Regions from separate parts of the Mus musculus genome. Here region 1 is linked to region 2. A link is a contact called in ENCODE POLR2A ChIA-PET data. All regions are on one chromosome and are shown on one strand. The core of a region is the stretch at or near the end of the contact, and the rest is flanking DNA. Distances in the headings are between cores, read along the strand shown.

Region 1 (4,619 bases), core at 1,967-4,466, 190 kb after region 2:
TGTGGCCATTCCACAGGCAAGCAGTTACCGAGACCAACGTGAAGACCGTATTGACCACACCAGCTCCTATGGTGGCGTAGGCTGGCTGTCCCACCCCAGCCGACTCGAAGATGCTGGTTGAATAGTAGAAAACCTAGAAGTGAGGGGGGACAGGAGAGGCAGAGCTAGGGATGTCTGCTCCTTTATTCTAACCACACCAAACCAGACTGAGCCTGAATGCTAATGGAGGCGGTGACTTGCTCCCTTTTCCCAAACTGGTACCTGACCCATGCTCTGCCTGGGCCTCTCTACGTACAGCATTGATGCCTGAGAGCTGTTGGCTCAGCTGCAGCACCACTGCGATGATCAGAGGCTGCCGGTGGGTGCGGCTGCCCAGGAGCTGGAGCAAGGACATTGGACGCTCTCTCTCCAACTTCCGTTTCTCATCCTTCAGCTCAGCTAGTGCGTCAGACACATCAGCCCAGCCGGTCAGGCGCTTTAGACCTGGGGGAGGGGAATGTCAGGCTTTAGGGAACCCGAGAGGAGGCCCGGTTACTAGCAAGATGGGGTGGAGGTATGAGCCTGGGCTAGATACAAGGTGAGGGCTCACTCTTTCGGGCAGGCCCCTCCAGGTTCCGGATGATGTAGAGGTATCTGGGGCTCTCAGGACAGAAGGGCAGCAGAATCAGCTGCAGGAGAGCAGGGAGTACTGTGAGAGCCAGAAGCAGTGGCCACAGGGTAGCTGTGCCCAGCATAGACTCCAAGCCCAGCACCTGTAGGAAAAGACAGGAAAGAGGAAAAGTGACTTTGCTCTTCCTTCCAGCCCAAATGCAGGCGTCCTCTCCAACTCCTACTCCAGCTCCCCACAAAGCCAGGTCTTTTTACCTGGGCAACCAGAATGCCAATGACGATGGCCAGTTGGTTGAGTGTTCCCAAGGCACCCCGAAGATGAGTGGGGGCGATTTCTCCCACATACATGGGCACCAGCCCTGATGTTAGCCCTGGGCAGAAGGAAGAAGAGAGAGCCGAGGATAGCTGCATATTCCATATAGAAGCTCATACACATACATTAAGGAGAGCAGAGGCACAGAGTAGAGCCATAGCACCTGTGGGTACCTGAGTAGGCGCCAATGAGGAACCGTCCAAGAATGAGTATCTCATAGGAGGCCGCGGCATTGGCTAGGCCCATGAGGGCGCCCCCCAACACGGCCAAGACATTGTTGGCCAGCATAGCCCTTTTCCTGGCAGGCACACAGAGAGGAGGGCTGGTCACGACACCCATGCTGTGGCCCTCCGTCCTACTCCTCCCCTCCTCTGCCCTCCAGCTCCATACCTTCCCAACCATTGAGAAATGATGCCAATGAGAAAGGAAGAGATCATGCCACCCACAGAGAAGATGGCCACGGAGAGAGCCCAGAGCGTAGTGAGGGTGCCTTGTGGGATGGAATCCGGTCCCCCAGGACCTTGCCTACCCAGCCACGTTGCATTGTAGCTCTGTTCAATCACCTGGTTGCGAGGGAGGGGGGGGAATATGGGAGTAACTCTAGAGACCTTTCTCTTTCCACTGCCTGATATACCCCGCCCACCACACCCCAACAGCTGGTAGGTCACTCACCTTCTGTGGGGCATTGATAACCCCAATGTTATAGCCAAACTGAAGGGAGCCAAGCACAGCTGAGAATACAGCTAGGACCAGTGTTCCAGTCACTCGCTGCCGAGGGGGTTCCCCATCCTGGACAGACAGAAACAAAGGAAGGTATGTCATGTAGAGTCATGTTTGACTTCCTTCAGGGGCCCAGGCCTAGCTGCAGCATGAAGATTCTGGGCTCCATCCAACATACTGGATGAGAGAAAGTGGGCCATATTAGGAATTGTACAAAGATCTCACTGTAAACAGAACGCCACAGGAACCTGGGCATGTAGGAAAAAACCGATCTCTGTGTCCACACCACAGGCAAAAGTTTGAGGATCTGGACCTCAAAATTCCCCTGTGACCTTGAGACAGACTCAAGACTTGTGTGACCTTGGGTAAGTCACTTCCCCACTCTAAACTGAACCTGGATTTCCTCTTCTGTCAGGTGATATTGCCTCCCTCGGCTACCTGTCAGTCTGTGAAAACACTTGAAAAATCAAAATCAACTATAACAGTATCCCAGACAGTGCCTGTTTTATAAACTAATATAAATAATGTTTTAACATCACCTCTAGCCCTTGTCTCTTCCTTCTGGAAGTTCTCTCAGCTTGCTCCAGTAGGCCGTAAACAGGCCCAAGAATGGCTAGTCCAGAAAGGGCGTCTGGGTCATTGCTTTGGGGTAGCCTTTTAGGTCTAGGCCTAGCCAACCCTCAGCTCCTAAACTGGGACCAAGTACTCGGGGATGTGAGGGGGGATTTTAGCAGGGAGAGAGAGCCATGCCCAGGGGAAGAGGAGGGATGGTAGTGAGTGGTGTGAGGGGCGGTGGCAGTGGTGGCTACTGCTGGCGGCACAGTCTGTCTCCAAGAGGAAACCTGAGCTGGGGGGGGGGGCTGACACTCCCCTCTGCCCCTCCACCCACCGCAAGGCCGAGAGAAAGTTCAGCCTCCTGGAAGACAGCCAGCAGTGGGGGTGGGGCCCCCGAAGTGCTCGGGTCCTAGAAACACCGTAAATCTGAACAGCTCCGGGAAGGGAAGGCGAGACTCTGGATCTACCATTCCAAATAGAGTCGTGGGCAGAGTGTCACCCCATGCAGTGCACAGTAGGCTAGGAGACAAGTTCTGGATTCCCGAGAATCCAGTCTCTCAGCCTGGGCGCGTAAAGAGTCTCTCGGACCCACTCTGTCTCTTGGCGGGATTGGAATTTGACAGTCACGGGTTGTCTAGGCTGAATATAAATAGCCAGCCCCCCATCTCCAACCCCTGCGCCTGCGCAAGAACCGCCTCCTAGCTGACCCCAACCCCAAACTCAGCCCAAGAAAAACTGGACCAGATTTCCCAATTCGCCCCGGTATGCTGAACCTTACGTCAGAGCCGATCTGCTGGAAACCCGACGGCATCTTGTTTTAAAAGAAGAAAAGACTCAGGCGCTGCAATAAGAAAAAAATGAATAGGGTATAGGGTCCGGGCCTGGCCGGCACGAGACCCCGGCGTTCGGAAGCCGTGTGCAAAGGGCGGGTCTGGTGGGACTCACTGCCACAACCCACGGAACCGGAGAGCACCAAGGCTCTCCGGGATCTAGTGAGACCCGCTTGAGGGGGAAAGATGCGGAGAGCTGAAGCCACCTCCCCACTCCCGCCCCGCCATAGGACACGCCCTTCACAACACCCATTGGCCAGGAGCCCGCACACCCCAAAAGGCCACGCCCCCACCCCTAGCCCTAGTGCTGGCTGGGGAGACACGCCCCTAAGGTTCCCGCCTGCTTCTGAGTTTTCAAAGTAGGGTCCTTGGAACAAAAGGCTCTTCCCGCCATCCAAAATCTTGGACTGCGAAATTTCTGAAAGAATTGAGTGCAGCTGGTCCCCCTGAAAGGTCGAAGAGGAGGGTATGGGCTACATGTACTTGCCAGGGTACGGGGTAACTCCAGCAGGATGACATAGAGCCCGCGTGTGTGTGTGTGTGTGTGTGTGTGTATGTGTGTATGCCCCGAAGTAACCCGGAGTGGCTATTTTTAGTTCCCACGTTAGGCTCCGCCAAATGTCAGGTCCCGGGTGTCCCAGCCTGTCCCAGGCGGGGGAGGGCAAAGGAGATGGAGCCTTAAAGGGTCCGCGACACGCTTCCCACGAGGAGATGATCCAAGGGACCAATAACTTCCGTTCCTAGTGTATCTGGAGACCATGCCTGATCGTCCTTTCTTTCCACGCATCTCTGGGCGGCGCGCTGCCTACTGGCCCATCCCCTCCACATAGTCTCTACACTGGTTCTTGGAGGGGACCCAAGGGACAGGTGCTCACGCCAGTCACACCACCCTCCCTGAAGTCCCTGAGCCTCCAGGCATGTGCTGGCCGCGTGGGCGACAAGCTTTCCAGAGTCAGCTACTGTTTTGGGTCTACAGCTGAGAGGGCACGACCTAAGCACGTCCAGGGAGAGAGCTGGCGAAGAATGTGGAGAGAGAGCTCAATTCAGAAAAAGGCCCAAGAGAAGTGCAAGGCTTCTGGCGCCACCTAGAGGGAGAGCGAGGAACCTTAGTGGATTGCACCAGGGTAGCTAACTTCTGGGGTGGCTCTCTTCTATTAACCCTTCCCCTGAGAGCTCAATAACCTACAACCCAGCCCTCTATGGAACGCCAGACCTGAGTCTAGCTGCCGCCAGAATGGTACCGTTTATATGACGAACACGTACAAGTATGGACCTCCTTCAAGTTCCTTTTCCCAAGGAGCTAACCAGTCACTTTCATGGTGTCTTCTCAATGTTGGTGTTTTGACTTCTCTTGCACATTGGTTTTCTTCATCCGTACCACTACCACTTTATTCTGGACTATCCTGTCATGACTGCTTTTCTTGCTTCTCCTCTTCCCTGAAGAGGAGGGTGGAGGGGCAAGAAAGATGGCTCAGCAGATAAAAGCATTGACTGCTCTTCCAGAATCAGGTTTGATTCCCAGCACACATGTGGAAGCTACAACCATCTGTAACTTCAGTTCCAGGGGCTCCAACACCCTTTTCTGGCTTCCA
Region 2 (4,038 bases), core at 1,043-3,542:
AACCACTGAGCCATCTCTCCAGCCCCACCCCACCCCCTTTTATTTTTAATTTGTTAAAGGAAAAAAAAGTCTAACCACGCCAGGTGAGATGGGCTTATGCTCTCAGCACTCAGAAAGGTAAGGCAGAAGAATCACCATTTGCAGGGCAGCCTGAACTGAACAGCAAGATTCTGCTTCAAAATACCAAGAGCTTCAAATACATGTAGCCAAGTGGTCAAGAGCACTTGCCTAGCATGCACAAGGCTGACTTTCAGTCCCAGCAAAATTCAGCCTGGGCTATGAGCTCCAGGATAGCCAGTGCTACATACAGAGACCCTGCTTCAAAAGCAAAACAGAACAAAACCCTGAAAAATCAAACCCTGTCCATCACAGTACAAATTTGTTTCCCAATATACTTATTTTAGTTCTGTTCTAGAGCCTCTGATAAAAGTGGCCCATGTCTGCCTTACTCTTTTAGTACAATGCTTAGCTTACTGTAGGATCATCAGAAAATTTACCTTTATTTATTAATGTAAGGTTTGTCCTCTGGTATCAGCTCCCCTAAAATCCTGTTCTTTCTTAATGTTTTATTACTTTAATTATCTGGAATTTATTTTGTGTCGGTCTGTGAGGTCTTGGATGTCCAGAAACCTGATGTAGGGCTTTGTTTTTTTTTTTTTAAGATTTATTTATTATATGTAAGTACACTGTAGCTGACTTCAGACACTCCAGAAAAGGGCATCAGATCTCATTACAGATGGTTGTGAGCCACCATATGGTTGCTGGGATTTGAACTCATGACTTTCGGAAGAGCAGTCAGTTCTCTTACCTGCTGAGCCATCTTACCAGCCCTGATGTAGGTTTTTCTGTTTTTTCTTTTGAGTTCTGCTATAGTTGAGCCCTTACCCCAACAGGACTGCCTCAGTCTAGAATCAGCTGTTTAATTCCACTCTCTATTCCTCTCAGGAGGAAGAAGTCCAAGTCTCCAAAAGCTATCCCTTGTCTATCCTCACCCACTTCACATCAGCTCTTTACGGAGCTTCTGTACATGCGTGTGTGTATAAGTTACTACTGTCACCTTTATAATTACCCAGTGGTTTCCTACTGAAAACAGAAATTTGGACTCTCTAGAGCGTAATTTACAATATCCCGTGCTTCTTCAGTGCACTCTCCGCACCCACTAACCCTGCCTGCCCCAACACTGGCTTTTCAGTCTCTAGAATACAAGTTTATTTCCCTCTCAGTCCCATGACACTTGTTTCCTCCACCTAAAAAAATAGCTCTGATGACTGATATTACTTGGGAATGTCACCATCCCTGGCAAGTATGTCTTCCAAACCCTGACACCATTCAATTTCAGTGACTTCTTACAGCATTTCCTCATTTTGCTTTAATCTAGGTACTTATTTTTGCTCATTTCTTTTTGTTCTTAAGCTCTCTTCTCTGTTTTTCCCATAGTGTTTTAGAAGGTAGAGTTTCTGTTATATTTATTGTGCAGCTGTGTTCCTAGTGTCTGATTACTGTCACATAGCAGGATGCTCAATATTGGTGAAAGAACTAAAACTGGGGATCCACTTCCTGTACAACTTTCAACCCTGTCTCGTTGAACCGCAGCAATGCTCAAGTATGGAAACATCTTTCTTCTCTGTCCAGTCAAGCACTCATCTCAGGCATAGCATTTCGCTTGTTTAAGTCCTGGCATAATTTAACTTTTGAAGGCTGGACCCCCGCACAACATCAGCATCACTGACCCATCTTCCCAGAGGATCATCAGCCAAAGGCATAGCAGAGAGACGGGCGGACTATCTTACCAATTCATCCGGACTCAGGACTCCGAACTGCACTCTCTTGATGGTGCGCAGCGGGCATGCGCTGTCCCCGGAGGGGGGGCCACCCCCGTGCATGGCGAGGCAGGCGCGCTGCGCAGGCGCAAACCTCGCTACAAAAAGCCTGCGCCACCGCCGCCTAAGTGCTCAGAACCCGTCCGGGCGGCCACCAGGAAAGACCTCCCGGGATAGGGAGGGAAAGGCTGGAGGAGGGAAAGGTGGGGGAGGGGGGAAGGGGGGGGGAAGGCAGAGGAACGAAAAGGGCTGAAAGAAAGCCTTTTCTCCCTTTCCGGAGATTCGTCGGCTCCCAAAAAGGAAACAAAAGAAGGGAGGAGAGGAGGAGGTTTTGGGAGGGAGGAAGAAGAAAAGGGGTAACGAATAAATAAGTAACCGGGATCCTGAACGGCAGAGGTTACGGCAGTTTGTCTCTCCCCCTTCCGGGAGCCACCTTCTTCTCCAACCGTCCCGGTCGCGCTCTCGGCGCTTCTGAGGAGAGAACTGGCTGAGTGACGCCCTTTATAGATTCGCCCTTGTGTCCCGCCCCTTCCTTTCCCGCCCTCCCTTGCGCTACGGGGCCGCCCGCACCGGCCTACACGGAGCGCGCGCGGCGGAGTTGTTGACGCTAGGGCTCCGGCTCCCTGGTTGGGTGTTCTTTCTGACGCGACAGGAGGAGGAGAATGTTCCTGGTCCTGTCGTCCTCCTTTCGGGTTTCCCGTGCACTCAAACCGAGGACTTACAGAACGGAGGATAAAGTTAGGCCATTTTTACTCAGCTTCGGAGTTCAGGCTCATTTTCAGCTAAAGTCTCTCATTAGTATCCCCCCACACACATCGGGAAAATGGTTTGTCCTACGCATCGGTAATGAAGGCGGGGCCCTTCGGGTCCTCCGGAGCGGGTTCCGGGGGTGGGGGGAAGGAGGGAGGGACGGGACGGGCCTCGTTCATGAATATTCAGTTCACCGCTGAATATGCATAAGGCAGGCAAGATGGCGCGTCCAATCAATTGGAAGTAGCCGTTATTAGTGGAGAGGCCCCAGGACGTTGGGGCACCGCCTGTGCTCTAATAGCTTTACGGAGCCCTGGCGCTCGATGTTCAGCCCAAGCTTTTCCCGAGCCCGGAGGCCTATTCTGAAAGTAGAATGGCTGCTACCCAGGAGCCGCAGATCACGCGACCGTGACAATCTGAGAAAAGCAGATTAGCGGTGGGGCAGAATAGGGATGTCTTGGGGAATTCGGGGTCAAGGAAACCCTACACCTTTCAGACGACTTCAGAAATAAGGTGGCGGCTGAGTGTTTCAAGGGAATCTCCCAAAAGAGCATGTTTCCACTCCTTTTCAAAGCAAAGCCAACTGCTCAGCCAACCACAGTGATTCATTCATGCTTGATGTCAGCGTTACATCACCGCTCGGACAGGGAGCACCACCACTGAGGAAAGCAAAATACCTTCCAAAGGAAAGGAAACACGCCCCTCCCCCAGTGCTGGCTGTTCGCCTGACAAGCTGCATTCTTCGTTCTTCATCTCCAGCGCTCTTCTCTTTCCTGCCTGTGGGATTAATCCCCTTGACCCACTACCAGGCTTCCTTAGTCCTCTGGATCTGAGACCTCGCTGCTGAGTGATGCCCTTATTCCCTGTTCCCAGCCCCAATTCCATACCCTGGTTCCTGTACATGCTCCCGGTCTCTCCTCTCCACTTAGTCCCAAGTCACCCTTGAATCCTAGGGCATCTCTCTCCACACCAGTTTTTTGCTTTAATATATATTTTTTATTTTGTGTGTAAGCACGCCACAGCGAATGTATAGAGAGAATAATCTGTAGGAGTCGGTTCTCTCCATCTACCATATAGATCAGGCTTGGTAGCATTAGCCTCTATCTGCTGAGCTATCTCACTGGTCCTCCACACCAGTTCTTTGCCAGGCATTTGTTCTCCCATGGTTTTTATTCCCATCTCTCCTATTTACCCCTGTCCCCCCTCCCCCCCTCAAGTTTGATTTCATTCCTCCGTTTGCCCTTCCTTATCACAACTGAGGTTCTGGGCAGTAATGATGGCAATGCTGCCCAACACAACCCCTGCTCCCATGATGTCAGAAGGTGCCACGGTCTCATAGAGCACGTAATACTGCAGCATGAGGGCTACCACGACCTCAGAGTGCAGGACAGCACATACCAGGGCAGGGTGGGCCTTGGTGACTGCATAGCTCACACATACAAAGGAAACCAATGCAAGGAGCCCCACT

What was found. ChIA-PET counts read pairs that join two places held with the same protein, here RNA polymerase II (POLR2A).
Region 1: POLR2A ChIA-PET joins it to region 2 with 14 read pairs in embryonic stem cell. The contact joins the promoter of Slc2a4 here to the promoter of Polr2a in region 2. POLR2A ChIA-PET finds 5 or more read pairs at or near these places in 3 of 5 experiments (Patski and embryonic stem cell).

What each region holds. Positions count from the first base shown.
Region 1 is chr11:69,944,974-69,949,592 of GRCm38, forward strand. It overlaps Slc2a4 (solute carrier family 2 (facilitated glucose transporter), member 4), which reads right to left and starts at 3,217. Exons shown (of 11, transcript NM_009204.2): 1 at 2,976-3,217; 2 at 1,595-1,711; 3 at 1,313-1,485; 4 at 1,096-1,220; 5 at 865-980; 6 at 590-752; 7 at 296-483; 8 at 29-133. The coding sequence starts at 3,008.
Region 2 is chr11:69,756,341-69,760,378 of GRCm38, forward strand. Polr2a (polymerase (RNA) II (DNA directed) polypeptide A) reads right to left here and starts at 2,293. Exons shown (of 29, transcript NM_001291068.1): 1 at 1,791-2,293. The coding sequence starts at 1,883. It overlaps Slc35g3 (solute carrier family 35, member G3), which reads right to left. Exons shown (of 2, transcript NM_019871.2): 2 at 3,544-4,038. The coding sequence ends at 3,795.